Regions from separate parts of the Homo sapiens genome. Here region 1 is linked to region 2. Evidence: chromatin loops called from intact Hi-C (ENCODE). Cell type or tissue: dorsolateral prefrontal cortex. All regions are shown on one strand. Each heading gives the region's core, and the rest is flanking DNA. Links, peaks and the distances in the headings are about the cores only. Region 1 overlaps SELENOW (selenoprotein W). Region 2 overlaps BICRA (BRD4 interacting chromatin remodeling complex associated protein).

Evidence for each region. A loop is a pair of places that touch in the nucleus more often than their neighbours do. Peaks named below come from ENCODE experiments on the same cell type or tissue, not always from the same donor. Only the 100,000 strongest peaks of a DNase experiment are listed, where the experiment ranks them.
Region 1: it touches region 2 in a loop (2.7-fold over the local background); 6 of 110 quality-filtered maps call a loop at or near these places.

What each region holds. Positions count from the first base shown.
Region 1 is chr19:47,782,218-47,797,014 of GRCh38, forward strand. It overlaps SELENOW (selenoprotein W), which reads left to right. Exons shown (of 6, transcript NM_003009.4): 6 at 2,073-2,465. It also overlaps the pseudogene RPL23AP80. Among named protein-coding and RNA genes, the nearest start is that of SELENOW, 11 kb to the left of the region's middle. In dorsolateral prefrontal cortex, for the core only: CTCF peaks have their summits at 6,752, 6,954, 8,331 (motif pointing right) and 8,537; DNase peaks (open chromatin) are centred at 6,754 and 8,344; H3K27ac peaks cover 3,519 bases.
Region 2 is chr19:47,687,804-47,701,892 of GRCh38, forward strand. It overlaps BICRA (BRD4 interacting chromatin remodeling complex associated protein), which reads left to right. Exons shown (of 15, transcript NM_001394372.1): 8 at 6,312-6,923; 9 at 7,097-7,277; 10 at 7,562-7,671; 11 at 8,648-8,709; 12 at 10,831-10,979; 13 at 11,162-11,256; 14 at 11,500-11,602; 15 at 13,525-14,089. Among named protein-coding and RNA genes, the nearest start is that of EHD2, 19 kb to the right of the region's middle. RefSeq lists enhancers at 5,265-5,824, 5,825-6,382, 10,752-11,294, 11,295-11,835, 11,569-11,863. In dorsolateral prefrontal cortex, for the core only: CTCF peaks have their summits at 10,497, 10,699 and 11,708 (motif pointing right); DNase peaks (open chromatin) are centred at 10,368 and 11,730; H3K27ac peaks cover 3,667 bases.

The sequences.
Region 1 (14,797 bases), core at 2,949-10,948, 91 kb after region 2:
CTGAGAATTAGTTCTAGGAATATTCCAGACCTGATCCAGCTCCAGAAACTTACCCACTTTGGAACTGAACATGAGTCCAAGAATGCTCTAGAAACAAATGCTAACTCTAGAATGGATTGTCTGCTCCAAAAAAACCCTAGAGCTGACTCCCAGTTCTCCCCATAGAGCCGAGAATGAAATACACCACCAGCTCCCAACACACTGTAAACCTGAGCCCCCCTTCCCAACCCAGCAATTGAAAAATGTGAACCAGCTCCTAAGCACTAGAATTGACCACTAGTTCCTGGAGTTGGCTACTGGTTCCTTATCACTGTTTTTCTTTCTTTCTTTCTTTTTTTTTTGAGATGGAGTCTTGCTCTGTCTCCCGGGCTGGAGTGCAGTGGCGCGATCTCGGCTCACTGCAGCCTCTGCCTCCCGAGTTCAAGCAATTCTCCTGTGTCAGCCTCCCAAGTAGCTGGGATTACAGGCACATGCCACTATGCCCGGCTAATTTTTGTATTTTTAGTAGGTCTGATCCTGTTGGCCAGGCTGGTCTTCAGGTGATCCACCTGCCTTGGCCTTCCAAAGTGTTGGGATTACAGGCGTGAGCCACCGTGCTTGGCCTCCTTAAGCACTCTGAACCAAGTATTGTTTCCAGCCTAATACATTGTGGAACAAGTGGCAATTTCTATATGAACCTCAGGAACAAAGAACTACTTTCCAGCACCTTCTGAGTCTGATTTTCCAGTTTGTAAGCCAGTATGGTCCAGATAAGCGTGAAACCCAACCCATTCTAGAACAGTTACTAGCCCTTTTTCTGGTCTCTGGCACTGCAGGGCCTGGAGCATAGTTTATTTTTTGAGGTGGAGTCTCGCTCTGTCGCCCAGGCTGGAGTACAGTAGTGTGATCTCGGCTCACTGCAACATCTGCCTCCTGGGTTCAAGGGATTCTTGTGTCTCAGCCTCGTGAGTAGCTGGAATTACAGATGTCTGCCACCATGCTGGGCAAATTTTTTTTTTTTTTTCTAAGACGGAGTCTCTGTCGCCCAGGCTGGAGTGCAGTGGCGTGATCTCGGCTCACTGCAAGCTCCGCCTCCCGGGTTCACGCCATTCTCCTGCCTCAGCCTCCCAAGTAGCTGGGACTACAAGCGCCTGCCACCACGCCTGGCTAATTTTTTGTATTTTTTAGTAGAGACGGGGTTTCACCGTGTTAGCCAGGCTGGTTTTGAACTCTTGACCTCAGGTGATCCGCCTGCTTCGGCCTCCCGAAGTGCTGGGATTATAGGCGTGAGCCACTGCGCCTGGCCATACTTTTTACTCCCCTCTAACCTTCAGCACCAGTTCCCATTCCATGTTGATCTAGAACAGAGTATCCCATCCCAACACACTGTGGACCCAAGTACCAGCTCCCAGTGTGCCTTGTGCCAGAAAACTAGTTTTCAAATGCGTTAAACTCAAGTTCCATTTCCTAAAATTCTTTACCAGAGCAGAATGAGGTCATGTTCAATGTGAATTGGGACGTGCCAATTTGAAGTAATGCAGAAACGATATCTTGCCTTATGTGCAGGTCTGAAACAAAGCAAATCCCTCTAACATAAAGGAAAAGAAAAATGGAATTGCCTAATTCCAAAGCTGCATCAGCTGAATGCATTGTGGACTGTTGCTGTTGAGCGTGGGGTGGGGTGCCACCATGCAGGCTTTGAATTCTTTTTTTTTTTTGAGACAGAGTCTCGCTCTGTCACCCAGGCTGGAGTGCAGTGGCGCGATCTCAGCTCACTACAACCTCCACCTCCCAGGCTCAAGCGATTCTCCTGCCACAGCCTCCCAAGTAGCTGGGACTACAGTTGTGCACCATCACGCCCAGCTAATTTTTCTAGTTTTTGTAGAGATGGGTTTTTTTCACCATGTTGCCCAGACTGGTCTCAAACTCTTGGGCTCAAGTGATCCGCCCGCCTCAGCCTCACAAAGTGCTGGGATTACAGACGTGAGCCACCACACCCGGCTATCTTTCTTCCTTTTAACATGGGCCCCACGCCTGGCCTCTGTTCCTGCAAACTGACTCCCTACCCCAACCACCTCTTTTTCTCTCCACAGTCCAGGGACCTTGACCCAGCCCCTCTCAGCAGACGCTTCATGATAGGAAGGACTGAAAAGTCTTGTGGACACCTGGTCTTTCCCTGATGTTCTCGTGGCTGCTGTTGGGGGCAGAGATTGACGCCCCCGGTCTTTGCCTCTGAGCGGGAGAGTCTGTGTGTATGTGTCTTCCCCGGAATCCACACCACCCCACCCTCCTCCTGTCCCGTGGTTTCATCATATCTCTTTGCATACCCCATGTCTTCCCCAGTTGTCCCCTGGAGTTTGGGGGGACATCCCGCCTCAGGCATCCTTCTCAAGGGGAAGCCAAGAGAGGCATCAGGATGGGTGGGTTTCTGATTGTGGCAACGTTTGCAACCGTTCACGATTCAATAAATATTGGATGAATTTAACTGAATGTGCCTGTGAGGAGTGTATCTTGTTTTACCCCTGTGCCTCCTCCCTCCAGGACCCCGTCCCAGAAATTAGCAACCACGTGTTGAGTGCTCAGTGCACCAACCCTCTGTAGGGAAGCACCTTACTGCAATGCTGAGGTTGTTATTTTTTAAGACAGTCTTGCTCTGGAGTGCAGTGGTGCGATCCCAGCTTACTGCAGTGTCCCTCTCCTGGGTTCAAGTGATTCTCCCGTCTCAGCTTCCCGAGTAGCTAGGACCACAAGTGTGAACTGCTATGCCTGGCTAATCTTTTTCTTTTTCTTTTTCTTTCTTTTTTTTTTTTTTTTTTGAGACGGAGTCTTGTTCTGTCGCCCAGGCTGGAGTGCAGTGGTGCGATCTTGGCTCACTGCAACCTCCGCCTCCCGGTTCCAGCGATTCTCCTGCCTCAGCCTCCCATGTAACTGGAATTACAGATGCCCGCCACCACACCCAGCTAATTTTTTGTATTTTTAGTAGCGATGGGGTTTCACCATGTTGGCCAGACTGGTCTCAAACTCCTGACCTTGTGACCCTCCCGCCTCGGCCTCCCAAAGTGCTGGGACTACAGGTATGAGCCACCGCGCCGGACGTAATTTTTGGATTTTGTAATAGAGACAGGGTTTCACCATGTTGGCCAGGCTCGTCTTGAACTCCTGACCTCAGGGGATCCTCCCGCCTTGGCCTCCCAAAGTGCTGGGATTATAGGCGTGAGCCACCATGCCCGGCTGTTTTTGTAACTATTGATAGCCATGAAGTGCATGGACACTTTCCTCAAATCAGGTACAATTCTAAACTGTTTCACTCTCAAACCTTGACCCACTCATTCTGGGAGGACAGAAATAAAATTGTTCCTCCCCCAAGTCAAATGCTGCGACTCCTGAAACCCACCACATTCCATGGATCTCTGCTCAGTGACATCTGGGAAACACAAGACAGCCATCAACAATAGCAACAAGAGGCCGGGTGCAGTGGCTCACGCTTGTAATCCGGCACTTTGGGAGGCCAAGGTGAGCAGATTGCTTGAGGCCAAGAGTTCAAGACCAGCCTGGGCAACATGGTGAAACCCCACCTCTACTAAAATTAGCCCAAGTGTGGTGGCAGGTGCCTGTAATCCCAGCTACTCGCCACCTGCCACTAGGTTGAGAACCGCTTCAACCTGGGAAGCAGAGGTTGCAGTGAGCTGAGATCGTGCCACTGCACTCCAGCCTGGGCGACACACTGAGACACTGTCTCAAAAAACAAAAAAACCCCAAACCAAATGAACAATAGCAACAAGAAACAAGCCCCCACATGGCTTCATTTCTAATGATTCTGAGGATTTTCTTAGTATGACAGTCCTTTGGTGGTATAGTTCTTTATTTTTTTTCTAAGACAGGTTCTCTGTCACCCAGGCTAGAATGCTGTGGTAGGATCATGGCTCACTGCAGCCTCGACCTCCTGGGCTCAAGTGATCCTCCTGCTTCAGCCTCCTGTGTATCTGGAATCACAGGCACATGCCATCATGCCTGGCTCTTTTTTTTTTTTTTTTTTAGAGATGGGGTCTTGCTATTTTGCCCAGGTGGTCTCAAACTCCTGGCCTCAAGTGATCCTCCTCCTTTGGCCTCCCAAAATGCTGGGATTACAGGCGTGAGCCACGGAGCCTGGCCTGGTGGTGTAGTTCTTTTTTTTTTTTTTTTTTGAGATGGAGTCTCGCTGTGTCGCTGAGGCTGGAGTGTAGTGGCGCGATCTTAGCTCACTGCAACCTCCACCTCCCTGGTTCAAGCAATTCCCCTGCCTCAGCTCCTGAGTAGCTGGGATTACAGGCATATGTCACCACGCCTGGCTAATTTTGTGTGTGTGTGTGTGTGTGTGTGTGTTTTGTTTTTCTTTTTTCAAGTAGAGATGGGGTTTCACCATGTTGGCCAGACTGGTCTCAAACTCCTGACCTCAGGCGATCCCCCCGCCTCGGCCTCCTAAAGTGTTGGAATTACAGGCGTGAGCCACCGCACCGGGCCCTGGTGGTGTAGTTCTAAGCTAGGTAGAGAGAGATCACAGAGAGTGGCATCTGAACATCTGAGACTCAATGGAGGTTGACCGTAATCCCATTTGCCAACTGGTCTCACATTTGGGGTCAGCCCAGTATCAACATCCTCAGCTGTCAGCACTCCACCTGTTAGCCAAGGCACACTGTGGCACCCATTCATCATTTAAATGACACAAGACTTTTCAGTTCTTTGTTTAAGCAAGAATTCTGGCAGGGCTGGGCTAGGTTGGCTTATGCTTCAGTGGGAACCTAAATCTAAACGAACCTAAAGCAGAACGAACCTAAATCTCCATGGATGAACACAGCACATGCAAAGCCCTCTCCAGAGCAACAGTTCTCCTGCTTCTAGTCAGGAATCTAGCGCAATGTTGTCCAATAGAACTTTCTGCACGATGGAATTTTTCTCTTTTTTTGTTTTTTTGAGATGGAGTTTCACTCTTGTTGCCCAGGCTGGAGTGCAATGGTGGGACCTTGGCTCACTGCAACCTCTACCTCCTGGGTTCAAGCAATTGTTCTGCCTCAGTCTCCCAAGTAGCTGAGATTACAGGCGCCTGCCTGTAGCTACCATGCCTGGCTAATTTTTTTTTTAATGTATTTTTAGTAGAGATGGGGTTTTACCACGTTGGCCAGGTTGGTCTCAAACGCCTAACCTCAGGTGGTCCACCCACCTCGGCCTCCCAAAGTGGTGGGATTACAGGCGTGAGCCACCGTGCCGGCTAGCATGATGGAATTTTTCCATATCTGCCCTGCCCAACACCATAGCAACTGACTTCATGTTACTGGTGACAACTTGAAATGTGACACGACCAAGGAACTGAATGATTATATTTGGCCGGGCGCAGTGGCTCACGCCTGGAATCCCAGCACTTTGGGAGGCTAAGCTGGGAGGATCACTTGAGCCCTGGAGTTTGAGACCAGCCTGGGCAACATAGTGAGAACCTGTCTCTACAAAAAATACAAAAAACAGCTGGGCATGGTGGTGCATGCCTGTAATCTCAGCTTCTTGGGAGGCTGAGGTGGGAGGATTGCTTGAGCCCGGGAGGTCGAGGCTGCAGTGATCTGTGATGGCACCACTGCACTCCAGCCTGGGCGACAGAGTGAGTGCCTGTCTCAAAAAAAAAAAAAAAAAGAAAAATAACATTCAACCCATGTAATATGTGGCTAGTTGTTATCGGACTGTGCAATTCTGTTATTCTGTTGCTGCACCTGGCCCCAAAGCAGCTTTAGTAGACAGAGCGGAGACAGCGTAGGCAATCTTGCATTGGCTTTTCTTTTCTCTTTTCTTTCATTTTTTTTTTTGAGACAGAGTCTTGCTCTGTTGCCCAGGCTGGAGTCCAGTGGCATGATCTTGGTTCTCTGCAACCTCCACCTCCGGGGTTCAAGCGATTCTCTTGCCTCAGCCTCCTGACCAGGTGGGACTACAGGCGCACGTCACCACGCCCAGCTAATTTTTGTATTTTTAGTAGAGACGAGGTTTCACCGTGTTGGCCAGGCTGGTCTCAAAGTCTTGACCTGGTGATCCACCCTCCTTGGCCTCCCAAAGTGCTGGATTACAGATGTGAGCCACTGTTCCCGGCCTGCTTTTCTTTTTTTTAAAGAGACGAAGGTATCGCTGTGTCGCCCAGGCTGGAGTGTTAGTGGCATGATCACGGTTCACTGCAGCCTGGAAGTCCTGGGCTCAAGCGATCTTGCCACCTCAGCCTCCGTAGTAGCTGGGACTACAAGCGCACCACCACTTCCAGCTAATTTATTTTTTTTCATTTTGTTGGGGAACTGGGCGAGGATGGGGCAGGGTGGGAGGCCTTGCTATGTTGCTCAGGCTGGTCTCGAACCTGGCCTCAAGCGATCTTTCCCGCTTCGGCCTTCAGAGCAGGCATTGGCTGCTAAAAGCATCAGCCAGGAAGTGATGCGTATCAGCTTTCGTCACAGCCCATTGGCCAGAACCAGTTACGCAGCCCCGCCCACTTTGAGAACCCCTACCACGAAACCCCTGCCTACCTGCAGAACTTGGCTGGGGAACTTAGTCTTCCTGTGTTTAGGAAAGGGATGAGAACTTGAAAACTTGGTGAGCACTACAAATATCTACCAGGGCTCTTATTTTAATCGTACCGTATGCATGAAAACGCCAGCATCGGATTTTGGCGTAATCAAGACAATTCACACCTTCAAAGAATTCAGCCTGACCATCACCCAGCCTGAAAAGGGGAGACACCGTGAATTCCTTTCTAACAGCGACAGCATGTGGCCGCGTCTGAGAACTGCATCTTCTCAGTTCACCTCGGATCACCGCGGAAGACCAGGAATCACTGTGGAATCCCTGTGGGTCACCAGGAATCACTTCCGGTCATCTAGATTTTAGGGTAGTCAAGTGAATCACCATCTTTGAATTGGTGACATGACACTTTCTTTTTAAAACTTAAAAATTAAAATTTAGCCGTGCGCGGTGGCTTACGCCTGTAATCCCAGCGCTTTGGGAGGCCGAAGAGGGCGGATCACGAGGTCAAGAGATCTAGACCAGTCTGGCCAACATGGTGAAACCCCGTCTCTACTAAAAATGCAAAAATGAGCCGGGCGTCGTAGCTCCCAGCTACTCGGGAGGCTGAGGCAGGAGAATCGCTTGAAGTCGGGAGGCGGAGGTTGTAGTGAGCTGAGATCGCGCCACTGCACTCCAGCCTGGGTGAGAGTGAAAAAAAAAAAAAAAATTAAAATTTTTCTAGGTACATAGTAGGTGTATATATTTATGGGGGACATGGGCTATTTTGATACAGGCATCCAATGCATACTAATAACATCAGGGTAAATGAGTTATCTATCCCCTCAAGCATTTAACTTTTGTGTTACAAATAATCCAATTAAACTCTTTTTTTTTCTTTTTTCTTTTTTTGAGACGGAGTCTTGCTCTGTCCCCCATGCTGGAGTGCAGTGGCAAGATCTCGGCTCACCGCAACCTCCGCCTCCTGGGTTCAAGCGATTCTCCTGCCTCAGCCTCCCGAGTAGCTGGGATTACAGGCATGCGCCACCACGCCCGGCTAATTTTTGTATTTTTAGTAGAGATGGGGTTTCACCATGTTGGCCAGGATGGTCTCGATCTCTTGATCTTGTTTATCCGCCCGCTTCGGCCTCCCAAAGTGCTGGGATTACACGCGTTAACCACCGCACTTGGCCTTTTTCTGTATTTTTAGTAGAGGCGGGGTTTCACCATGTTGGCCAGGCTGGCCTCAAATTCCTCACCTCAGGTGATCCACCCACCTCGGCCTCCCAGAGTGCTGGGATTACAGGTGTGAGTCACTGTGCCCGGCCACACAGGCGTGAGCCACACTGCGCCTGGCCAGGAGATTCTTTTTAATTTAGCAGTTTTCAGAATATTAAATTGGAGCCTCAACAACTTTCTCTAGTTTTTTTTTTCTCTCTTTTTTGAGGACCATTGTGAACCAATGGACTTTCATGCATCTGACGTCTTTCAATTCATTGCAGCTCTTCTTTGTAAGCTCAAGTTGTTCAGCCTTTGGTTTCTTTTCTTTTCTTTTAAAAAATATTATTATAGAAACGGGGTCTTGCTATGTTGCCTGGCTGGTCTCGAATTCCTGGGCTCCGGCGATTTGCCCGCTTCGACCTCCCAAAGCAGGAGGGGCTTTTGTTTTATCCAAGCTCTCTGTCCCCGCCCCCTCCCCCAGTAGCCTGTCGGGTGTCTCCTGCCTCCAAATCGGATCTAATTCTCTCTCTGCTCTGCTGAGACTGGCCCTGGCTTAAGAGGACTGGAACACTTGCTACATGGGACCAGGACAGGGTCAGAGAACCAGCGCCGGGGAGACCCAAGGGCCAGGATTGCCACCAGGGGGCAGCAGAGAGGCAGAGTAGCAGAAGGAAGAGGTGGGGGTGCTTCCATCTGACGGCGGGCAGTGGGAGGGCGGGGTGGTGGATGAGGAGGGGATGGTATAGAGGGAACAGTCCTCCCACCCCCACCAGAGTGGGTTAACAGTACTTACATGGTCACTGGATGCGTATTGAAGAATGAGCCCGGGCTCAGTGATTCACGCCTGTAATCTCAACACTGGGAGGTTGAAATGGGAGGGTCTCTGGAGGTCAGGAGTTCGAGACCAGCCTGGGCAATGTGAAAAAACCCCGTTCCTACCAAAAATACAAAAGATTAGCCAGGCGTGGTGGCACGCGCCTGTGGTCCCAGCCACTCGGGAGGCTGAGGTGGGAGGATCCCTTGAGCCCAGGAGGTGGAGGTTACAGTGAGCTGAGATCACACCCATTGCACTCCAGCCTGGGCGACAGAGTGAGACCCTGACTCAAAAAACAAACAAACAGACGAAAAAACAACAACAACAAGATAATTGAAGAAGATGTGGGCCAGGCGAGGTGGCTCACGCCTGTAATCCCAGCACTTTGGGAGGCCAAAGTGGTTGGATCACTGGAGGTCAGGAGTTCAAGACCAGCCTAGCCAACATGGTGAAACCCCGACTCTACTAAAAACACAAAAATGGCATGGTGGTACGTGCCTGTATTCCCAGCTACTTGGGAGGCTGAGGCAGGAGAATTGCTTGAAACTGGGAGGCAGAGGTTGCACTGAGCTGAGATCGCATCACTGCACTCTAGCCCCTGGGTGACAGAGAGACTTCATCCCAAAAAAAAAAAAAAAAAGAGAGAGACTGACAGAAAAAGACCAAGAACATTCTGTATGTGATGCTATTATTAGCTATAATAATGGCAGATATGGTTTGTTGATCACTGACCATAATCAGTGTTAAGATTTACATGATTTGACTCATCTAACCCTTCTCCAAACCCTCCCTTTCACCAAAAAATCTTTCATATTAAAAATTCACAGTTTTTTTTTTTTTTGAGATGGAGTCTCACTCTGTCACCTAGGCTGGAGTGCAGTGGCATGATTTCGGCTCACTGCAACTTCTGCCTCCTGGGTTCGAGAGATTCTCCTGCCTCAGCACCCCAAGTAGCTGAGACTACAGGCACGCACCACCACACTCAGCTAATTTTTTATTTTATATTTATTTATTTTTATTTTATTTTATTTTTTTGAGATGGAGTTCCGCTCTTGCTGCCCAGGTTGGAGTGCAATGGCGCGATTTCTGCTCACTGCAACCTCTGCCTCCCAGGTTCAAGCAATTCTCCTGCCTCAGCTTCCCGAGTAGCTGGGGTTACAGGCATGTGTCACTACGCCCAGCTGATTTTGTATTTTTAGTAGAGACGGGGTTTCTCCATGTTGGTCAGGCTGTTCTCAAACTCCCGACCTCAGGTGATCTGCCCGCCTCGGCCTCCCAAAGTGCTGGGATTACAGGTATGAGCCACCGCACCAGGCCCAATTCACAGAGTTTTAAAACATCAACTTTTAAAGATAGATGCTTTCTTTACATTAGATAAAACACACTTGTCTTAAGTGTTCAGTATAATTGCTTTGATAAATGTATGCAACTGTCTGGGTGCGGTGGCTCATGCCTGTAATCCCAACACTTTGGGAGGCTGAGGCAAGAGTATCACTTGAACCCGAGAGTTCAAGAGCATCCTGGGCAACATAGCAAGACCCTGTCTCTACAAAAAATAAAAAAAAATTGGCTGGGCATGGTGGTGTGCACCTGTAGTCTTAGCTACTTGGGAGGCTGAGGTGGAAGGATCACTTGAGCCTGAGAGCTTAAGGCTGCGGTAAGCCATGTTTGTGCCACTGCACTCCAGCCTGGGTGACACAGTGAGACCCGTCTCAAAAAAGGATCAACAACAACAAAGTATACAACTATGATACCAGCACCCAAACAAGAAGCATCCATCAGCCCCCAAATTTCCCTGGGACCTTTTTGCAGTCATTTTATATTCATTCTCACACCTGCCTGGGCAACCACCAATCTGCTTTCTCTAACTATAGATTACTTCTGTCTCTTCTAGAATTTCATATAAATGAAATAGTATCATATAGAGCTTTCTGTAACTACAGATTATTTCCATATCTTCTAGAATTTCATAGAAATGAAATTGCATCACATACAACCTCTTGTGTCTGGCTTTTTTCACCCAACATAAATGATTTTGAGATTCTTCCATATCACATGTGTATCCACAGCTTGTTCCTTTTCAGTGCTGTGTTATAGTCCATTGTATGGACATACCATAATTTGCTTAACCATTCACTTGGGCTGTTTCTATTTTGGTCTTTTATGAATAAAGTTGTTATGAATATTCTTGTACAAGTCTTCCTGTGGACATATGTTTATTTCTTATTTATTATTTTTCTCGAGACAGGGTCTTGCTTTGTCACTGAGGCTGGACACAAGGCTTGCTGTGTCCTTGTCCTGGGCTCTAGTGATCCTCCCATCTCAGCCTCCTAAGTAGCTGGAATTACAAGTGTGTACCATCATGCTCAGTTAATTTTAATATTTTTATAGAGATGGGGTCTCATTATATTGCCCAGACTGGTCTCAAGCAGTCCTCCTGCCTCAGCCTCCCAAAGTTTTTTTTTTGAGACGGAGTCTTGCTCTGTCACCAGGCTGGAGTGCAGTGGCATGATCTTGGCTCACTGCAACCTCCACCTCCTGGGTTCAAGCAATTCTCCTGCCTCAGCCTCCCAAGTAGCTGGGACTACAGGCATGCACCACTACACCCAGCTAATTTTTGTATTTTTAGTAGAGATGAGGTTTCACCATGTTGGCTAGGATGGTCTCGATCTCTTGACCTTGTGATCCACTCGCCTCGGCCTCCCAAAGTGCTGGGATTTCAGGCGTGAGCCACTGCATGTGGTCCATTTTAGTTTTAATATGCATTTCCCTGATGATTTTTGATGTCATGGGCTTACTGGCCTTTTTGCATATCTTTTTTTTTTTTTTTTTTTTTTTTTGAGACGGGAGGCTGGCTCTGTCACCCAGGCTGGAGTCAGTGGCACGATCTTGGTTCACTGCAACCTCCACCTCCTGGGTTCAACCAATTCTCCAGCCTCAGCCTCTGGAGTAGCCACCACACCTAATTTTTGTATTTTTAGTAGAGACAAGGTTTCACCATGTTGGTCAGGCTGGTCTCGAACTCCTGACCTCAGGTGATCCTCCGGCCTCGGCCTCCCAAAGTGCTGGGATTACAGGCATGAGCCACCGTGCCCAGCTTTTTTTGTATTTTTAGTAGAGACAGGGTTTTGCCATGTTGCCCAGGTGGTCTTGAACTCCTGGGCTCCAGCCATCCTCCTGCCAAAGCCTCTCAAAGCGCTGGAATTACAGGCATGAGCCACTGTGCACAGCCTGGTCTAAGAAATCCTTGCTCACTCCAAGACTGTAAAAATATTCTCCTATGGATGCTTCTAGAAGCTTCCTGGTTGTAGCTTTTCATTTGGAGTGAGGTGGGAGTCAAGGTTTTTTTTGTTTTTGTTTTTGTTTTTTTTTTTTTTTTTTGAGACAGAGTTTTGCTCTTGTTGCCCAGGCTGGAGTGTAATGGCGTGATTTTGGCTCATTGCAACCTCCACCTCCCGGGTTCAAGTGATTCTCCTGCCTCAGCCTCTCGGGTAGCTGGGATTACAGTCATGCACCACCACGCCCGGCTAATTTTTTAGTAGAGATGGGGTTTCTCCATGTTGGTCAGGCTGGTCTCGAACTCCTGACCTCAGGTGATCTGCCCGCCTCAACCTCCCAAAGTACTGGGATTACAGGGGTGAGCCACCGTGCCCAGCCCAGTTTATTTTTATTTATTTACTTTTTTATGGTGAAAAGATATACATATATTGAGAATTAGCCAGCTGGACTCAGTTTAGATGATCCCAATTTTGTTGGCAACATCCAAAGCATTGTAACCAGGAGTCGGTTGAACATGTGACTTCTTCTCTCCGTCAGGCCGAATCAGAGCTTCTTCACAGCCTGTTTGATCTGGTGCTCCTTGGCTTTAACATCTATAATGAAGGCAAGTGTGTTGTTGTCGTCTGTCTTCTTCATGGCGGACTCAGTGGTCGGCGGAAACGTGATGATCGCAGAGTGGCCAAGCTTGTTTCTCCAGGGGGCGCTCTTCTGAGGATATTTGGGCTCCCTCCGGAGTCGCGCTGTCTTGGGCCGCCTGAAGGTGGGTGACCTGCGGATCTTCTCTTCTGTGTGGCTGTGGACGGCTTTCAACACTGCTTTCTTGGCCTTTAAAGCCTTCGGTTTGGCTTGGGCTTTAGGAGAGGCAGGAGCTTCCTTCGCTTTCGGCAGCATCTTGTGAAAAGACAAGGTTAATTTTTGTTTTTGACCTTTTTTTTTTTTTTTTTGAGATGGAGTCTTTGCTGGGCGTGGTGGCTCACGCCTGTAATCCCAGCACTTTGGGAGGCTGAGGTGGGCGGGTCACGAGGTCAGGAGATCAAGACCATCCTGGCTGACACGGTGAAACCCTGTCTCTACTAAAAATACAAAAAATTAGCCGGGTGTGGTGGCGGGCACCTGTAGTCCCAGCTACTCGGGAGGCTGAGGCAGGAGAATGGCGTGAACCCGGGAGGCAGAGGTTGCAGTGAGCCGAGATCGCGCCACTGTACTCCAGCCTGGGCGACAGAGCTAGACTCTGTCTCAAAAATAAAAAAAAAAAATAAAAAAAAATAAAGAGGGAGTCTCTCTCTGTCGCCAGGCTGGAGTGCAGTGTCCTGATCTCGGCTCACTGCAACCTCCGCCTCCCAGGTTCAAGCAATTCTCCTGCCTCAGCCTCCCAAGTAGCTGGGATTACAGGCATGTGCCACCACGCCTGGCTAATTTTTTGTATTTTTAGTAGAGACGGGGTTTCACCATATTGGCCAGGCTGGTCTCGAACTCTTGACCTTGTGATCTGCCCGCCTCAACCTCCCAAACTGCTGGGATTACAGGTGTGAGCCACCGCGCCCGGCCCAGGACCATTTGTTAAACTCCCCATCCTCTCATCAAATTGACTTGATACTTTGTTCAAAACAAGTTGATTGCATATGTGGATCTATTTCTGGATTTTCTCTTTTATTCTACTGATCTCTTTGTTGATCTTTATGCTCATAACACACTTTCTTGACTACTGTAGCTTTATAATAAATCTTGAAATTAGGTAGTATACGTTCTCCAGTTTTGTTCTTTTTCAAGATTATTTGGCTATTCTAAATCTGCATTTCTGTCTAATTTTAGGATCATCTTATCAGTTTTATCAGAAAACTTGACTGAGATTTTGATTGGGATTGCAATGAATTTATAGGCAGATTTGGGGAGACTATCCATGAACATCAGATGCCTTTCTGTTTATTTAGGTCTTTTTTTTTTTTTCTTTTTTTTTTTGAGACTGAGTCTCGCTCTGTAGCCCAGGCTGGAGTGCAGTGGCACCATCTCTGCTCACTGCAAGCTCTGCCTCCCGGGTTCACACCATTCTCCTGCCTCAGCCTCCCGAGTAGCTGGGGCTACAGAGGACTGCCACCAGGCCCGGCTGATTTTTTTGTATTTTTTTTAAGTAAAGACGGGGTTTCACTGTGTTAGCTAGGATGGTCTCTATCTCCTGACCTCATGATCTGCCTGCCTCGGCCTCCCAAAGTGCTGGGATTACAGGCGTGAGCCACTGCGCCTGGCCTTATTTAGGTCTTCTTTAACTTCTACGGGCAATGTTTTGATAATTGTGGTCGTAGCTGTCCTGCACATCCTACTTTCTTCCTAGGCATTTTATAGGTGTGTGTGCATGCGTGCGTGTGTGTGTGTGTGTATTTTGAGACAGGGTCTTGCTCTGTTGCCCAGGCTGGAGTGCAGTGGTGCAGTGATGCTGCCTCAAACTCCTGGGCTCAAGCAATTCTCCTACCTCAGTCTCCCAAGTAGCTGGGACTACAGCTGTGCACTACCATGCCCAGCTAGTGTTATTTTTAATTTTTTTTGTGTAGATGGAGTCTTGCTTTATTTTACAGACTGGTGTTGAATTCCTGGCCTCAAAGTAGCTGGGACGACAGCTGTGCACCACCATGCCCAGCTAGTTTTATTTTTTATTTTTTTGTGTAGATGGGGTTTTGCTATGTTGTACAGGCTGGTCTTGAATTCCTGGCCTCAAGCGATCCTCCTGCCTCGATCTCCCAAAGTGCTGGGATTACAGGAATGAGCCGCCACACTCAGCCTATTTTATGTTTTTTAATGCTTTTGTAAATAGTGTTTTTAAAAAACTTATTTTCCAATTTTTTGTTGCTATTATATAGAAATATAATTTGTTTCTTTTTTTAAAAAAAAATTCCCACACAACACCAAGATATACAATTGGTTTTTGTTTATTGATTTTGTATCCTGGAACCTTGCCAAATTCATGAATTAATCCCAGGAGTTTGAGTGTGTGTGTGTGTGTGTGTGTGT
Region 2 (14,089 bases), core at 6,090-14,089:
AGAGTGAGACTCTGCCTCAAAAAAAAAAAAAAAAACTTGCACCCATGCTTTGCACACAGGTATGAAAGTACTTGTAGGGTAAATTTCTAGAAATAGAATTGCCAGACGTAGATGATAAGCTTTCCAGCCATTTTGTGGAAAGTGCTAAACCTTTTTGAAAAGGTTCATGCCAGTGATGGCTTCACTTGGTCCTGCAGCTTTACTGACACACGAGATTAGCAGCTGGCCTGTTCTTTGCCAGGCTGGAAAGTGACACACCCCCTGTGCTTTTCTCTAATTGTGTGTGAAGTTGAGCATCTTGCCGCCTCCACGTGGGGCTCTCGAAATCTCTTGGAAGCTGGGCGTGGTGGCTCATGCCTGTAGTCCCAGCTACTCAGGAGGGAGGCTGAGGCAGGAGGATCACCTGAGCCCAGGAGTTTGAGGTCAGCCTGAACAACATAGCGAGATCTCATTTCTGAAGAAAGAAAGAAATGGAAGGAAGAGAAGGAGGGAATCTCTTGGTGAACAATCCACTCATATGTTAGTTTTTTTGCTTTGGGAAGCTAAGATGGGGGATCACTTGAGGCTAGCAGTTGAAGACCAAATAATAATAATAATTTTGTGCTCATTTAGAGAATGTAGAAAATACAGAAAAGAACAAAGAAGAAAAATAAGTCACATGTAATACCACTGTGTGCAAGCAGTTGGTAAAAAAAAATTTTTTCTGGCCAGGCACAGTGGCTCATGCCTGTAATCCCAACATTTTGGGAAGCCGAGTTGGGTGGATCACGAGGTCAAGATATCGAGACCATCCTGGCCAACATGGTGAAACCCCGTCTCTACTAAAAATACAAAAATTAGCTGGGCATGGTGGTGTGTGCCTGTAATCCCAGCTACTCAGGAGGCTGAGGCAGGAGAATTGCTTGAACCCGGGAGGCGGAGGTTGCAGCAAGCGAGCTGAGATTGAGCCACTGCATTCCAGCCTGGGTGACAGAGCGAGACTCCGTCTCAAAAAAAAAAAATTTTTTTTTCTTTGTTTTGTTTTATTTTTTGTTTTTGAGACAGAGTCTCTCTCTCTCTCTCGCCCGGGCTGGAGTGCAGTGGCGCGATCTCGGCTCACGGCAACCTCTGTCTCTGGGATTGGAGCAATTCTTCTGCCTCAGCCTCCCAAGTAACTTGGATTTACAGGCACATGCCAGCAAGCCCGGCTAATTTTTGTATTTTTAGAGAGACGAGGTTTCACCATGTTGGCCAGGCTGGTCTTGGACTCCTGACCTCAAGTGATCCACCCGCCTTGGCATCCCAAAGTGCTGGGATTACAGGTGTGAGCCACTATGCCAGGCCTAGCTTTGTTTTTTCTAAGACAAATATTGTAGAAGAAGTAATATTTTGGTATGAAGTTTCTGTTTAACCCCCCGACCCCAATTTTATTTAAAACATTTTTTAAATAAGTCATTTTATTCACATAGTATGATCATCAGAAAGTTTTTTTTTCTTTTTTTCCAGAGACAGGGTCTTGCTCTGTTGCCCAGGCTGGTCTTGAACTCCTGGGCTCAAGCAGTCCTCCTGCCTTGGCCTCCGAGAGTGCTGGGATTACAGGCATGAGCCACTGAGCCTGGCCTAATTTATTTTTATTTATTTTTTCTGAGACTGAGTCTCTCTCTGTCGCCCAGGCTGGAGTGCAGTGGCAAGATCTTGGCTCACTGCAAGCTACGCCTGCTGGGTTCAAGCAGTTCTCCCTGCCTCAGCCTCCGGAGTAGCTGGGATTACAGGTGCACACCATCCCGCCCTGCTAATTTCTGTATTTTTAGTAGAGACAGGGTTTCGCCATGTTGGCCAGGCTGGTCTTGAACTCCTGACCTCAGGTGATCCGCCTGCCTGGCCTCCCAAAGTACTGGGATTATTATAGGCGTGAGCCACCACGCCTGGCCACCTGGCCTAATTTTTGTATCCCTTTCCAGTTCTTCGTGTATATACAACCTAGTGCAAATATGGTTTACGTTTCTCTCCCATTTGTACCCAAAGGGGAGCTCATTATGTACTTACTGTGGCAGCAACAGTGAGTTTGCTTGTTTTCTGTTAGAGTCTTGAAGTATTCCTTTGTACAGAAGAGCCACAGTTCATTTCCCCAGGAAATGCCATATTGATGCACTTTAGACCATATCCAGATTTTGGCGTTCTACACGAAGCTGCAGGAAACAACTTGTTCACCTGTTTTGTTTTTGTTTTTGTTTTTGAGACAGAGTTTCGCTCTTTTTGCCCAGGCTGGAGTGCAATGGCGTGATACTGGCTCACTGCAACCTCCGCCTCCCAGGTTCAAGCAATTCTCCTGACTCAGCCTCCCTAGTAGCTGGGATTACAGGTGCACGCCACCATGCCCAGCTAATTTTTGTATTTTTAATAGAGACGGGGTTTCACCATGTTGGCCAGGCTGGTCTCAAACTCCTGACCTCAGGTGATCCACCCGCCTCAGCCTCCCAAAGTGCTGGGATTACAGGTGTGAGCCACCGCGCCCGGCCTACTTGTTCACCTGTTATTTCCCACATATGCAGGTCTGTTTACTTCCTGGAAGCCTGTTTGCTGGACTAAAGCAAATGTGCATTTATAACTTGGATAGCTACTGCTGAATTGCGTTCCTCTTGAGTTGTAGCAAATTGTGCCAGTTGAGACCCCTAAGGGCAGTATATACAAGCATCTTTACTAGACATAGGCTTTATTCCTAATGCGACGGGTGGTAAATGGTACCCTAGGGTGAAAAATAGTGCCCTGGGGTGCGTTTTGCTGTGCATTTCTCTTATTACAAGTGAGGTTGAGTAGCTCTGAAAATACTTAAGCCTTTTGTCTTTCCTTTTCTGTGCACTGTCTGATCATATCCTTTGCCCCTTTTTCACCAGTTGTAATTCTTAGTGATTTCTAGAGTCTCTCTATATATGAGAGAGATGAACTTTGTATTTGGAGTTGCAACTGTTTTCCCCAGTAAGTCATTTGGCATGTGACTTAATTTGTGGATTGTGTGTGTGTGTGTGTGTGTGCGCACTTTTGATGAGAATGAAATTAAATTTTTTTAATTTTTTGGTATCTTTAAGCTTTTTATGTTTAAATGACTTCAAACACATAAAAAGTTTCAGAATTAGTACAGAGAGCTCATAGGAGTTCTTTACTCCTCAACTAGATGTATTAGTTATCTATTGCTATGCAGGAAATTACCCTCAAAACTTAGCAGCTTCAAACAGCAAGTATTCACGTGTCTCACACTGTTTCTAAACATTAGGAATCTGAAAGCAGCTTAGCTAGGAGGTTCTAGCTCTGGATCTCCCATGAAGTTGTGGTCATCTGAAGGTCCCACTGATCTGGAGAACCTGCTCCCACGCTCACTTGTGTGGCTATTAGCAGGAGGCCTCAATTGCTTCCTCAGTGGGCCTCTCCAAAGGGCAGCACATGACACACAGCGGTTGGCTTCCCGCAAAGTGAGTGACCCAATAGAAACAGACAGAATGCTCAGGATGGGAGCCGCAGGCTTTTTATAACTAATCTTGGAAGTGTCATATAATCACTTCTGCCAAATTCTATTGGCCACAAAGACCAGCATATGGGAGGGGACTGAACACAAGGAGGTGAGGATTGTTGGTGGCTGCCTCCCACGTCTACCCATTGTCAGCCTTTTGCTACATCTGCCTTGACCTTAGCATTCTCATTCTGTGTACACTTTTTTCTGAATCAGTTGAGAGTAAGTTGCAACCATTATACCCGTTTGCCCCTTAATATTTTATTTTATTTATTTATGTATTTATTTATTTTTGAGTCTGAGTCTCACTCTGTCGCCTAGTCTGGAGTGCAGTGGTACAATCTTGGCTCACTGTAGCCTCTGCCTCCCAGGTTCAAGCAATTCTCTTGCCTCAGCCTCCTGAGTGGCCGGGATTACAGGCACACATCGCACCCTGCTAATTTTTGTGTTTTTAGTACAGATGGGGTTTCACCATGTTGACTAGGCTGGTCTCAAACTCCTGGGCTCAAGTGATCCACCTGCCTTGGCCTCCCAAAGTGCTGGGATTGCAAGCGTGAGCCACCGCGGCCAGCCTACCCCTTAATATTTTAGTATAATATTTCAGCCTTGGAGAACAAGGACATTCTCTTACTTAACCATCATACTGCAAAGAAATAAAGCAGACAGCATTGACATGATACTGTTGTCATATCCTCTGTCCATAATCCAACTTTACCAGGTGCCCAGGGATCCTGTAATGTTGTATTATTCTCCTATTTCATGTAGCATTGGAGTGCCGCTGCATGTGGGCCACCTCCCTGAGCCCTTGGAACCTACTGAGTGGGCCAGTTCTCTTTTCTCCGACTCAGCGACGCACCTGCCATTGGCCATTTGAGTCATTTCTCCTTTTCCTCTATTGTAAATGCTCCCAAAGTGGGCAACCCCATAGCAAGTACTTGAATATTCTTTTTTTTTTTTGAGACGGAGTTTCACTCTTGTGCCCAGGCTGGAGTGCAGTGGCGCGATCTCATTTCACTACAACCTCCGCCTCCTGGGTTCAAGCAATTCTCCAGCCTCAGTCTCCTGAGTAACTGGGATTACAGGTGCATGCCACCATGCCCGGCTAATTATTTTTGTATTTTTAGTAGAGACAGGGTTTCATCATATTGATCAGGCTGGTCTCGAACTCCTGACCTCTGGTTATCTGCCCGCCTCAGCCTCCCAAAGTGCTGGGATTACAGGCGTGAGCCACCGTGCCCGGCCGAATATTCTTCATCACAGATTCCTGGAGGGGAATTTCCAGGTCAAAGTTGTGACCCTTTCAAAGTCCCCAGACCAAGCTGCCTTCCAGGAGGCAGTCCCACCAGCCGTACACAGCGCCAAGGACTGCGCCTCTCATCTCTTCTTAGAGGTGGCAAACCTTTTGAAGACTGATTGATTGATTGGTTTGGTTTGGTTCTTTAACTGTCAGAAGTTACTCAGGGCCCAGCTTGGAAGGGATGCTGGAAGGGCCCTGGGACTTAGAGGCCAAAGCTGGTGGTGAATCTGATGTCATGCCGAGATGCCCGGTTCTGGAGTGTGGTGGTGCTGGCTGTCCTCGGGCAGATATCCTGAGCCCTCTGAGCCTGAACTCAGTCAGCTTTGAGAAATGGCTCAGAAGTCACTGAGCAGTGTAAAGGCCTCAGTTCCGCCTTCACCAGCCTGGAGAGTCTGGACCAGTTTTGGAGCCTTGGCCTCAGTTTCTTATCTGTGAAATGGGTCCAGTGTTACCACTGCCCTCAGGGCTAGGGAGAGATCACACAAATGGATGCGGGAGGCCGGCCATTCGTGTTAGATCAGCATGAGCTGTTACTAGGATGCAGATTCTGTGACAGCAAGTATCACGGTGCCAGCCCAGTGTTGGGTGCACAGCTGGTGCCCACTGGTTACACAGTGGCTGCTCTGGTTATGATTCTTTGGGAGGAGGGTCCAGAACGGCAAGGTGCTCCGTCTGAGACATGCTTTAGGCGAGGTGGCTGTGTGCGTGTGACAGAACTAGCACCAGATCGCGTGTGCTTGCAGACACAGGCTTCATCAGAGTCTGGTACGTCGTGCACACGCATGCACGCTTGTACCTGCAAGCTCACGTGGCGCCCAGGTAGGCCTGCAGCCATGGACACACAGGCACACAGAGGCAGGTGCCCAGGACACTTAGAAGGGGGTCCAGGCCTTCCCATGCCCGCATCCAGAGGTCCACACGTGGCTGTGAACCCAGGCCTGTCCCTGTGTGGCCATCCGTATTCTCGGCAGCCCCCGTGCCGTGGCCATCAACCCCGAGCCATGGTACACAGCATCATGCTGGTGTCTCTTTGCCTTGACTTGGCTGGATGGGCTGGTGGGGGCTGGCGGCTGGGACGCTGCCCTGCCTGCCCTCCTTCCCCGCTGCTGTGCTCGCCGCCCGGCCCTCCTGCCTCCTGCTGGGCAGCGGGTGTGGTGCCCCTGCTGCCACCGCCACCACTGCCTCTGCTTCCTCTGCTGCTGCCACCCCAACCCTGCAGGGCTCGCCTTTGTCTGGGGAACTGCGAGGGGTGGGGGGAATGGGGCAGAAGTGGGGTTGAGATCGGAGGCCAGAGAAATGTGGAGGAGCTGCGGTGGGGGACAGAGGTCGAGGGCAGGTGGAGGGGGTGCTGTGGGGAATGAGAGGCGAGGGAGGGAAGGGCAGCCGTGGTGGGCTCCTCTCTCAGGATGGGTGTGGGCTAGGAAGGGGGCTTCTGGCGGGGATGGCTGGGGACCCCAGTGTCTTGGGGCAACAGGAGCTATGGTTGGTTCTGACCCCCGCCCCTCCCCTCTCCCTCCCTCCCCTGCCCAGATCCCGGCAGCGGCTCCGCTGAAGGGCCCAGGCCCCTCTTCGTCCCCGTCACTACCTCACCAGGCCCCTCTGGGGGACAGCCCCCACCTGCCCTCCCCACACCCCACCCGGCCCCCTTCCCGCCCACCCTCCCGGCCACAGAGTGTGTCCCGCCCTCCCTCAGAGCCACCCTTGCACCCTTGCCCCCCACCCCAGGCCCCCCCAACTCTGCCTGGCATCTTTGTCATCCAAAACCAGCTAGGCGTTCCCCCGCCTGCCAGCAACCCGGCCCCTACTGCCCCAGGCCCGCCGCAGCCGCCTCTCCGCCCCCAGTCCCAGCCGCCTGAGGGACCGCTGCCCCCAGCCCCCCACCTCCCTCCATCCTCCACCTCCTCTGCTGTGGCCTCCTCCTCTGAGACGTCCTCCAGGTTGCCAGCCCCTACGCCATCCGACTTCCAGCTCCAGTTCCCACCCAGCCAGGGGCCCCACAAGTCCCCCACTCCCCCTCCAACCCTCCACCTGGTCCCTGAGCCGGCAGCACCCCCCCCACCGCCTCCTCGGACCTTCCAGATGGTGACCACCCCCTTCCCAGCGCTGCCCCAGCCGAAGGCTCTTCTCGAGAGATTTCACCAGGTAACGGGAGGCAGGGACTGCCCGCCCCATCAGCCCCATCCCATCCCACCCTCTCAGTCTGATGGGAGCCCCTCCGCCTTACGGCTCTGTGATCCTCCCCAGCCCTGCTGCGTCTGGACACCCCTACACCTAGCCTATGTTCCCCACCCCTCATCCACCTGTCCCCTCCTCAGGTGCCGTCCGGAATCATCCTCCAGAACAAGGCTGGGGGGGCCCCTGCCGCCCCGCAGACCTCCACCAGCCTGGGGCCCCTCACCAGCCCCGCTGCGTCTGTGCTGGTCAGTGGGCAGGCCCCATCTGGGACCCCCACTGCCCCCAGCCACGCCCCCGCCCCGGCACCCATGGCCGCCACAGGTAGGAGAGAGGTCGCCTATGTGCCCAGGGAGACGGGGCCTGAAGATGGGTGGGCGGGGCTGAGCAGGGAGAATGGGCTGGGGCAGGGCTGTGGGACTCAGCACAGGGCATCAGCCAGAACTCAAGGGACACAGGAAGGCCAGAGGTGGCAGGGCTGGCCCCAGATTTGAAGGGCCGGAGGGCCAGGAGGAGAGCGGTGGGGTACAGGATGGGGCTCCCGTTTGAGGAGGGGGCCTTCATGCAGTGACCGCAGGCCCTGTCTCCCCCACCCCACCCACCCCCAGGCCTCCCTCCTCTGCTTCCAGCCGAGAACAAGGCTTTTGCCAGCAACCTCCCGACCCTGAATGTGGCCAAGGCCGCTTCCTCCGGGCCAGGGAAGCCCTCCGGGCTGCAGGTAAGGGGCCCTTAGAGCAGGGGTCAGGACAGGACCAGGAGTCTTCGGGAACTGGGAACTGGGGCTGGCAGGGGCAGGGAGACACTGGAAGACGCGGACAGGATGAAGCTGGGACCATCAGGCAGCTGAGACACCACGAACAGCCGTGCAGGGACAGGAAGGGCAGAATGACACCCAGACAGGCAGCCAGAGATGAGGGAGAAACACGGAGACGGTGGGACGGAGACGGCACCAAGACTACTGGCAACAGTGTAAGGGACTATGACTGGGGAAAGAGCAGGTGATATGGACACAGGACGGGAAGGACAGGGCTGAGATGACAAGATGTGAGCTCAGGACAGGAAAGGCGGGTTTAGATGAGACAGACCGGAGACGGAGCAGATCAGGGACCGAGAATGAAAGGGTGAGAGGGTGGGGACAGCTGAGGCCGAGGCCACTTGTAGATGTAAGACGTGGGGGAGACAGAAGACAAGGAGAGGAGCAGGTGGGAGGACCAGGACCCAAGAGGCCGGGAGAAGCTCAGAGATGGAGATGCCAGAATGAAGGCCAGACGCTGAGGACAAGAGGGGAAGCCAGGAAGGGAGGCGGGGGGGCGAAACGACAGGAGCCACACTGGGAGAGAGACTGTGCGAGGCAGGGGCACTGGGTGCTGGGCGGTGATGTGGGAAGCAGGCATCCGGCAGAGGAGGGAGGTCACACAGAGGCAGCCCTGGGCGAGGGGACGGAGGGAACCCAGGCAGAGGACACCCAGGGCTCCAGCCTGCCTGTCACCCTCTCCGTCCACTCCCCAGCCCAGCCCAGGTCTTCCCCTGGGGTTCATTGTGATGGGCAGGGGATCCTGTAGCTGGGGCCAGGCCCCCACCTGGGTGAGACACTGGTCCCCTGTCCCGTCTTTATCCTAGGCTAGAGGGGAAGCTGGTCGGGGGAGGGAAGGCTTCTGGAGGCAAAGGCCTCTCACTCGCCTTTCTTCTCCCAGTATGAGAGCAAACTGAGTGGCCTGAAGAAGCCCCCCACGCTTCAGCCCAGCAAGGAAGCCTGGTGAGTCCACACCCCATCCTTGCATGCCTGCCCTGTACCTTCCAGAGACCTGGGGGAGCATGGGGCCACCCTCCAGAAGCAGAGTTGGGCAGGCCCAAGTGCCAAGCCCAGCTCCACCTCTTGGTAGCGATGTAGTTCCCTCATAGACCCTCAGTTTCCCCCTCTGGAAAATGGGGTGACCAGAGAGTGGTGGAGGGAGGGTGGGCTGTGGCTCCGCCAGGCTGGGGCTCAGGAGGGCGGCAGTTTGGTCCATCCTGGTTGTTGCTGTGCCCTCCATGTCTCCCACACGGCTGGGCCGCGTCGGTGCTGAGCCCCACTGGGTGGGTGAAGTGATGGGTGGGGGAAGTGAGTGGGTGGACATGGCTGTTGGGAGGATGATGGGGGGGGTGTTTGGGGATGGATGGATGGGAGTCTGGGCGGATGGATGGGTAAATGCTGGATGCCTGCCTGCCCTCTCTCCTGCCCTCCTTCCACCACCAGGGTTTTTTGTTTTGTTTTAGGGGGGGTTCTTTGAGCCAGAATCTTACTCTGTCACCTAGGCTAGAGTGCAATGGCACAATATTGGCTCACTGCAACCTCCGCCTCCCCCGTTCATGTGATTCTCCTGCCCCAGCCTCCCAAGTAGCTGTGACCACAGGCGTCTGCCACCATGCTCGGCTAATTTTTGTATTTTTAGTAGAGATGGAGTTTCACCATGTTGGCCTCAAGTGATCCACCTGCCTCGGCCTCCCAAGGTGCTGGGATTACAGGTGTGAGCCACCACGCCCAGCCCACCATGAGTGTTTTTTTAAAAACATATAAGTCCGGGGGGCAGAGGTTGCAGTGAGCCGAGATCATGCCATTGCACTTCAGCCCAGGCGACAGAGCAAGACTGCATGCCCTCACCCAAAAAAAAAAAATTTTTTTTTATATATATTGTGGAGACAAGGTCTTACTATGTTGCCCAGGCTGGTTGGTTTTGTTTTTGTTTTGTTTTGTTTTTGGAGACGAAGTCTCATTCTGTCACCCAGGCTGGAGTGCAGTGGTACAATCTCGGCTCACTGCAACCTCTGCCTCCTGGGTTCAAGTGATTCTCCTACCTCAGTCTCCCGAGTAGCTGAGATTACAGGTGCATGCCACCACACCTGCCTAATTTTTGTATTTTTAGTAGAGACGGGGTTTCATTATGTTGGCCAGTCTGGTCTTGAACTTCTGGCCTCAGGTGACCCACCCATCTCAGCCTCCCAAAGTGCTGGGAGTACAAGTGTGAGCCACCATGCCCGGCCTAGGTTGGTCTGAAACTCCTAGTCTCAAGTGATCCTCCCACCTCAGTCTCCTGAGTAGCTGGGACTACAGGCACGTGCCACCACACTCGGCTAATTTTTAAATAATTTTTGTAGAGACAGGGTCTTGCTGTGTTGCCCAGGCTGGCCTTGAACTCCTGGGCTCAGACAATCCTTCTGCCTCGGCCCCGCAAAGCGCTGGGATTGCAGGCGTGAGCCTCTGCTTGGCCTAGGAGTGTGAATTAAGTCCCCACTCAGTGCCCAGGCCTGAGCCCCATGTTGGGAACACAGGAGTAAGTGACACAAAGTCCCTGCCCCCACAGTGCAGAGAGGCTGCTGGTTTTTAGCCGAGGGTGGAGTTGGGCCTGCCTGGTGGGGGAGACAGTCACACTGCCAACAGACAAAACCCATTGTAACATGGGCTACAAAAGCGGCCCGTGAGAAGACAGGATCCAGCCTCCCTCCCTTCTTCCCGAAGGCTGCACTTTGGAGGAGGCACGGTGGAGCCACACTGGCCCCAGGTGGCAGGAGGCAGAATAGCAGCTTCCAGGCTCTGGCCTCACTTCCCGCTCTGCTCTTCCTCCCTTACGTGCTTTGGAGAGGAGTGACTTCACTTCCTCGACCTCACCTTCCCTTTCTGTAAAATGGGGATAGCGATAGCACTGCTTTGGTCGGCCCCAGGGACTCAGTGAGATGGAACAAGCACGTTCAGTACATGGGAACACCACTGCCCAAGTATTCCCCTTCCCGCTGTTGTGTTCAGTTGCGGCCTGGGGCTGAGGGTTCAGGGACTTCCCCTGGCCCTCACCCGTCCCCCCCACCCTCCGCCGTGTGTGGTCTCTCCCCTTTCCACCCGCAGTTTCCTGGAGCATTTGCACAAACACCAGGGCTCCGTCCTGCACCCCGACTACAAGACGGCCTTCCCCTCCTTTGAGGACGCCCTGCATCGCCTCCTGCCCTACCATGTCTACCAGGGCGCCCTCCCCTCCCCCAGTGACTACCACAAAGGTGAGGCCTCCCCAGGACACGGCCCTATATGTCCCAGGGGACCCCAGCCCGTGGGGCGGGGCGTCGCCAGTGTGGAGCCGCAGGTCCACGGTGCGCTATGCTGACCCTGCCCCGCCCTCCTTCCTGCGCATCCGCGGCCGCCCCCAACATCTCCGCCCTTGCCTCTCTTCCCTTCCTCGCAGTGGACGAGGAGTTTGAGACGGTCTCCACGCAGCTGCTGAAACGCACCCAGGCCATGCTCAATAAATATCGGCTCCTGCTCCTGGAGGAGTCCCGGGTAGGGTCAGAGTCGCCTTCCTCGCCTCTGGGCTCCTCCTCGCTGGGACACTGCCCCTTTCCCTCACCCGCTCTGGGCAAGGTGGAGCCTCCCGCCCCTCCTAGCCCCGGGAGGGAGGTTGGGAGGGAGGCGGGAGCTCCCATCACAAGGACAGTTTGGACCTTGCACGCATCGTCCCCGTCGCTCGCGCCCCTTCCCCCTTCTTGCTGGTTCACTCGCACGTCGTCTTTTCCCCCACCCCAGAGGGTGAGCCCCTCAGCGGAGATGGTAATGATCGACCGAATGTTCATTCAGGAGGAGAAGACCACCCTTGCCTTGGATAAACAGCTGGCCAAGGAGAAGCCGGGTGAGAGGGGGGAGTGAGAGGGGAGGGGAGGGAGAGGTGCCCCCACCCCACCTGGGCAGAAGAGTTAGATTCAGGGCGGGGAGTGGGTGTGTGGCCCTACCTCACTCCACCACTAGGCGGTGCCCCAGCTCCACCTTCCTGCTGGCAGCTGTGCCTCCCCTGACCTCCCGCCTCTCAGACCAGATAGCCCACATCCATCTTCCTCCATCCCTGTGTGGCCCTTCCACCCCCACCACTCTGGGATGGGGGGAATATTTCTGCCACCCCCGTGGGACACAAAACAGGAGAGCAGGCGCCTAGGTTGCAAAATATATAAGGTAACGCCCACTCTTGGGTGCCAGTCCTTTGCTTGGGGACCCTGAGAGTGAGCACCTCCTTAAGTGTTGCACCTTAGGTGGCTCGCTGGCCTCACTCTAGTCTCCTGTCTGCAGGAAACGGTACAGGCAGATCCCAGCTGCCAGAGTTTCCAGAATATTCCCTTAGCCTTTGCCCACATTCCAACTCCAGGGCTTCCCTGGATAAAAGCATGGTCCCTGCTTTGTGCTGCCAGGCGCAGGCTTTTTACGTCGAGCTCTGGACCTTAATTTTGAAAAAGTAGTCATTGGTACTTAAATGAGTGCAAAGGGGTGGCCATAGTGAAGGAGGGGCCAGGAGCGAGTCTGAAGTCTCTAGGGTAGGAGAGGAAGGGTAGTTCCGTGGTTAGGGGCTCGATGCTGGAGTCTTGGTTTAAATCCTGGCTCTGCCACTTACTAACTGTGTGACCTTGGGCAAGTTACTTACCTTCTCTGTGTCTCTGTATTCTCATTTTGTAAAGTGGGGGTTATGATGATCAGCTTACAATCTCTTATCTGACACCCTCGGGGCCTGATATGTTCTGGAATCTTTTTGCTTTTAGAAAGGCAATGAGCTCACTCCAGCCTGGGCGACAGAGCGAGACTCCGTCTCAAAAAAAAAGAAAGGCAATGAGCTACCTCAATGCTGTCTTCTGATTTACCCCCAGTGGGTTTGGGGAAGCACTGTGTGATCAAACACACTAGTATTTCTGGAGTGAAATCGATGGGTATCCAGAGTAGTTGAGATAAATCATGACCATAAATAACCTCATGTAGCCGGGTGTGGTGGCTCACACCTGTAATCCCAGCACTTTGGGAGGCTGAGGCGGGCGATCACCTGTGGTCAGGAGTGTGAGACCAGACTGGGCAACGTGGCGAAACCCTGTCTCTACTAAAAATACAATAATTAGCCAGGTGTGGTGTCTGGCACCTATAATCCCAGCTACTTGGGAGGCTGAGGCAGGAGACTCGCTTGAACCCAGGAGGCGGAGGTTGCAGTGAGGTGAGATGGCGCTACTGCACTCCAGCCTGGGCAACAGATTGAGACTGTCTCAAAAAAACAAACAAACAAACAAACAAAAAACCTCATGTCATTTCGGACCAGATTTTGAAATTAGATACCTCCTTAGCCCCATTTTTAAAAAGTTATGTATATAATTAGAGCAGTGCTGTCCAATAGAACTTCATATTTTATTTATTGTTTTTTTGTTTGTTTGTTTGTAGAGACAGGGGTCTCACTACTGTGGCCAGGCAGGTCTCAAACTCCTGGGCTCAAGCGATCCCCCTCCCTTGGCCTCCCAAAGTGCTGGGATTACAGGCCTGAGCCTTGTTTTGTATTCTCTTAATTTACTTATGTCTGAATGAGCCCCACGTGGCTCGTGGCGCTGTGCCAGGCACAGTGGTTTTAGAGTTGGGGGAATTTGGGCCTTGCTGAAGAGGGTCTCACCAAGCCTATCCTGAGGATTGGAGGGTCCAGGGTGCAGTCTGGTGCCTGGCAGGTAGTAGGTGCTCACTGCACACAGCTCCTCCCAGCTCGGTCGGGGGGTCCTCATCCTAACCCCGCGGGTTTTCTTTGCCCCGATTCTGCAGACGAGTACGTGTCTTCCTCCCGCTCGCTCGGCCTCCCCATCGCAGCCTCTTCCGAGGGTCATCGGCTTCCCGGCCACGGCCCCCTGTCGTCTTCAGCTCCCGGGGCCTCCACCCAGCCCCCTCCACACCTGCCCACCAAGCTTGTGATCCGGCACGGCGGGGCAGGCGGCTCCCCTTCGGTCACCTGGGCCCGGGCGTCCTCCTCCCTGTCCTCCTCTTCCTCCTCCTCCTCTGCCGCCTCCTCCTTGGACGCCGACGAGGACGGCCCCATGCCCTCCCGCAACCGCCCGCCCATCAAGACCTACGAGGCCCGGAGCCGCATCGGGCTCAAGCTCAAGATCAAGCAGGAAGCCGGGCTCAGCAAGGTCGTGCACAACACGGCCCTGGACCCCGTGCACCAGCCCCCGCCACCCCCCGCTACCCTCAAGGTGGCCGAGCCCCCGCCACGGCCGCCACCACCACCGCCGCCCACGGGCCAGATGAACGGCACGGTGGACCACCCGCCGCCTGCCGCCCCCGAGCGCAAGCCCCTGGGCACCGCCCCGCACTGCCCGCGCCTGCCACT